2 separate regions of the Homo sapiens genome follow, and region 1 is linked to region 2. Evidence: read pairs that join two places in POLR2A ChIA-PET (ENCODE). Cell type or tissue: OCI-LY7. All regions are shown on one strand.

Region 1 (2,500 bases), 150 kb after region 2:
TTAGGCCCCACCTCCCTTCTAAAGAAATTCCTCCTCCAGTCTTCCCCATTATAGAAAATGGCAACTCCATCCTTTAGTTACTCAGATCAAAAATTTGGACTCATGCCTGACTCCTCTCTTCCTTTTCCATCCCACATCTGATCCAACACAAAAGTCCCATTAGTTCTATCCTCAATACGGTGCAGAGTTCAACCACCTCTCATCCAAATTATCTTAGTAACAACTGCCTTCCCGGCCACTCCCCTAAAATATCGATGCCTCCCCAGCCCAGCTTTATATCCCCCTTGTTCCTTCTTTTTCTGTAGAAAAAACACACTGCACATTTTCTGTACATTTTACTTATTTGCTGTGTTTATTCTTTGTCTCCTCCTCTTGCCTGTATGTTGCATGGGGGCAGGCATTTTCGCTGGGTTTTCCCTGCTGTTGAATCCCCCATAAACAGATGCTAATTGAATAGTGGCTTCCCCAGGACAGAGGCCCATGGGGCTATCAATTTTCTAAATGTCCATTTCCCTAAATCCCTTTATCTCTTTTGGATCTGTCCTCATTTTAAAATAAGAAACTAGCATTTCTGTGAACTGACTAGGAATAATTTCAATTGTCATTTCAGTAAGAAGTTTCATTTTGGACCAGTGACTATGATTATCCTTCCTTAAATACATAGGAAATCATTTTGTTGGTGTTGACATTGCACGAGATGAAGAAGGGATGGGGCTCAGTGTGTGGTTTGGGCTCTTTTGTTTGCAAGAAACCTCTAGAGATGTATTATAGTGACCCCAAGAAAAAGAATTTGTTTAGTTTTTTTTTTTTTTTTTTGAAACGGAGTCTCGCTCTGTCGCCTAGGCTGGAGTGCAATGGCATGATCAAGGCTCACTGCAATCTCCGCCTCCCGAGTTCAAGCAATTCTCCTGCCTCAGCCTCCCGAGTAACTGGGACTACAGGTGCGTGCCACCACGCCCAGCTAATTTTTTGTATTTTTAGTAGAGACGGGGGTTTCACAGTATTAGCCAGGATGGTCTCGATCTCCTGACCTCGTGATCCGCCCGCCTCGGCCTCCCAGAGTGCTGGGATTACAGGCGTGAGCCACCGCGCCCAGGCTTGTTTAGTTTTTTTATTTACTTATATAATAATAAAGAAACATGTGGACCTGGGCTGGGGACAAGCAGGAAAGTCACCAAGAATCACGAGGCACGTGGTTTCTCTCTGTACATCTGCTGCATTGTCTTCTCTAGGCTTACTTACCAACTTCCGCTGCTTACTCATAATTTCTGTTTCCTCTTCGTTTTTCCGGGGCCCTAGTTTACCTCCGGGCTTCCGTTGGCATCAGCTTCCATTCCCCTACATCTGATGGCTCGGCCCCTGTTTCTCAAAATTAGGCAGCTGTGGTTTACAACAGGGGACAGTCAACAGATTGCTCCAGTCAGTGCTCATCCCCGTCCTTTCTGCTGTGGTCAGGGTTTGGAAAGGGTCCCATAAAGCAAAACACGCCCCCAGAAGCTTTGCGCAGGGAAGGTAGATAGGAGTCACGCCCCTCCCCCATTGTCATCGCCATAGAAACAGGTTCCTGTTTATTCAGATGACTGTCTGTTTAACTGTTTCAACTCCACTTTGACTTGGAAAAGTGTTCTGGGATACTGACATTGTTTTATGATTCCCATCTTTGACTACCTTATTCTAGCACCAAATGTTAAACATGCAGCCCATTAATGCTTGAGCTTAGCTTTGTTTTCAGAATCTTCTGCCGGAAGCTTCTAGCTTCCTTCCAAGCTCTGGGGACAGAGAGGAGCCTCCTCTTTTGTGGAGTGTATTCAATGTGTGTGTATATATATATACATACATATATATTTTTTTCATTTAATTTTTTTTTTTAACTGTGACTAGTTCAGGATGACATTTTACAAAATCCCCCCGTTTTTTTTTTTTTTTTTTTTGGTCTGTTATTGTTTCTGGAAAGGAAAGTTTTATTTCCTTGTTTATTCTGTGTCTTCTCCTCTCTCCTGTATGTTGCATGGGGGCAGGAATTTTTGTTAGTTTTTTCTCCCTGTTCAATCTCCCATAAACAGCTGCTGATTGAACAGTGGCTTTCCCAGGACAAGGGCCCGTGGGACTACATTCAATGGTTTTAACTTGAATGCAGAATAATTTTTTTTAAGAGATTACCTTTTATTTCATTTTTTATTTATTTATTTTTTGGGGGGGACGGAGTCTTGCTCTGTCACCCAGGCTCGAGTGCAGTGGCACCACCTTGGCTCACTGCAAGCTCCGCCTCCTGGGTTCATGCCATTCTCCTGCCTCAGCCTCCCAAGTAGCTGGGACTACAGGCACGTGCCACCACGCCTGGCTAATTTTTTGTATTTTTAGTAGAGACGGGGTTTCACCATGTTAGCTAGGATGGTCTCAATCTCCTGACCTCGTGATCCTCCCACCTCGGCCTCCCAAAGTGCTGGGATTACAGGCGTGAGCCACTGCACCTGGACAGATTTTATTTTTTAAAAAAATC
Region 2 (2,500 bases):
AGATCAGTGGTGTTGGTTAAGTCTCTATATGCTAAACATAAACTTTTGAGCAGGAAGTCCTGCGTGAATACAGTACAGGCTGGTTTTGAGTGTATGTGGCTTTGTTACTTGAATTTGGATGGACCCATTATGTAAGCCCAGCAGCCCTTTTTGGAAAAGTGAATTGAAGCCAAGTTTTTAATATGCTTGAACTTAAAATACATGCTTTATTGACAACAGCTAGTAATTCATCATTATCCTGAAAGGACAGCTTGTGTACTAAATATTGATTTTTCTTTTTATATTTATCCAAATGATAAAATCTTTGCTTATAATTGGTAGATGAAACATTTTTATCTCCTTGGAGATGAAATGTGATTTCCATGATGGCCACTCAGAGCCTTGTGTCTTCTGTGCACAGGGAGACTCATGCATCTGTATGCCGTGTGCGTGGACTGCCTGGAAGGGGTTCACAAGATCATCTGCATCAAGTGTAAGTCACGGTGGGATGGCAGCTGGCACCAGCTGGGCACTATGTACACCTACGACATCCTGGCTGCCTCTCCATGTTGTCAGGTAGGTACTGAACACACTGAGGGAGCAGTGGGTGATATTAGGCTTCTGTCCCCAAGTGAATGTAGGGAAGATGCGTCTGGCAATAAAGAAGAAATTCAGTCCAGCAATGATGGCTGAGTTACTACTTGTAATGTAGTCATTTAGTGGAATACTATTCAGTCATTAAAAGGAATACTGTAGAATAATATATAATTATGTGGGAAGCATTTCCAGTATATTAGGTCAAAAGAACAGGTTATAAAATGGTATAATAATATGCTTGCATTTGTAAGTAAGTGAGCATGAAAAGGGAATTGCTAACCTGTTACCAGATGGTCTCAGTGGTGGGAGGCTGAATGGTTCCTTTAGTTTTCTTTTTCCTTGAGTATATTTTCTAAGATTCTGTATGATTAGCTTATAGTAAATTTCTAATAGAAAAAATGTTATTCAAAAGGAAGAAAGTCACTTTCTTAAATAGGATTTTCTTGTTTTCTTTCTGTGGGATAGTACAGTTATCCAGGAATTGCATGCCTTGTAAGGTGTTTGAGGTTGTAATCCTTAAAGCACTACTAAAAGGAGGCATTGTCTCATGCTATGAGGACATCTGAAATTTAGCTGTCATCAGAAAAAGAGGGAAGTATTCACATATGAAAACACAAATAACCTATAGAATCACAGGAGACAAAATGCTTGGAAATATCTTGCTTTATTTCCAAGTGCTTGGGGAAGAAAACAGCTTGTTAGGTAATTCCTTGATACTCTCATGGGCAGGAGAGAAATTTTTCTTTGCTCTAAAGTGTTCCAGCCTGGTTTTTTAGTACAAATAGCTGATACATACTTCATTAGTTACTGCATAGTTTTATGTCTTTAGCATTATGGCTTGATTTTTGTAAAGAGAGTATCTTTACTATTATCAGTAGTTATTCACTGTGGCATTTTATGATAGTTATTGTGCCTTGATGCCAGCTCTTGAGAGAAACCAGAGGAAGTGGCTCCCCTCTGCACACACACACCGTGGAGGATTATCTTTTAAATTGAAGAAATAAGGAAGTGAAAGAACTTTTGAGCCTGTTAACTCAGAAGATTAGCACTGGAAAGGACCTGGGATCTAGACCGACCTCCTTATTTCCTCATACAATGGAGGCCTACAAACTTGGGATGTTTTACCCAGGTCTACATACATTGTGTCACAGCCATGACTGCACCGTGTGACTCCTGTTCTGGTGTTCTTTCTGGTACACCATTGAAAGGCAATGAGATTATTTCCATGTCTTTAGGAGGAAAAACAGAACAGCATCCTGCCACACCCAGCCTCTTGGTATTCACCATGCACTGTATTTCTTCCTTAAAACAATTGAAGCCCAGACCTTTCTTTTCTGGCCCCCTACTGAAATGGAAAATATGTTCGATTATTGTTAATTTAAAAAAATCAGTGAGGATACAAGTGTTAGACGCTACTAATGAATCAAGGGAAGTCTTCAATAAGATGTAGCCAAAAATAAGCAATAATTGATTCTTAGAAAGGTATAACAGTGTGAAGACGGGTTTGCTCAGAATCACACTTTTAATGTTGTTCAGAGAGATTACGTAGTTAAAAGAGTGTTTATCTCAGGTTACAGAAAAGTAGTTCCTGCAGTGGCTGAGGATCAGCAGGCTGCTTTGGTTCACTCCAGCCTTGCTGCTTTCTAACCATGGTCTTTGGCATGGTGCTTTATCACATGTGCCTCAGTTGCATTATCTAAAAGTCAGCTAATACTACCTACCTCCCAGGAGTATTTTGAGAACAAGTTGAGATTATACTTTTTAAGTACATTTTTAAAATGAGTCTAAATTGAGTCTGTTTTATTTATAATTTGTGGTTATTCACTTAAGTCCTGGACCCATTGCTGAAAGGTTCCAGGACTGTGCTGTTACGGAGAGGCTAGGCATGAGTGAAGATGCAGGGTGCTGGGAACTCCAGAAGCCT

The links. ChIA-PET counts read pairs that join two places held together with the same protein. Peaks named below come from ENCODE experiments on the same cell type or tissue, not always from the same donor. Only the 100,000 strongest peaks of a DNase experiment are listed, where the experiment ranks them.
Region 1: POLR2A ChIA-PET joins it to region 2 with 6 read pairs; 8 of 35 experiments call an interaction of 5 or more read pairs at or near these places.

The regions. Positions count from the first base shown.
Region 1 is chr6:139,322,485-139,324,984 of GRCh38, forward strand. It overlaps a transcript of TXLNB not described here. Among named protein-coding and RNA genes, the nearest start is that of TXLNB, 32 kb to the left of the region's middle. In OCI-LY7, no CTCF peak of the experiment used is centred here; DNase peaks (open chromatin) are centred at 1,257 and 1,527; H3K4me3 peaks cover 1,488 bases; H3K27ac peaks cover 2,414 bases.
Region 2 is chr6:139,173,985-139,176,484 of GRCh38, forward strand. HECA (hdc homolog, cell cycle regulator) reads left to right here. Exons shown (of 4, transcript NM_016217.3): 3 at 401-555. It also overlaps a transcript of TXLNB not described here. Among named protein-coding and RNA genes, the nearest start is that of HECA, 40 kb to the left of the region's middle. RefSeq lists an enhancer at 1,458-1,527. In OCI-LY7, no CTCF peak of the experiment used is centred here; a DNase peak (open chromatin) is centred at 1,557; H3K27ac peaks cover 840 bases.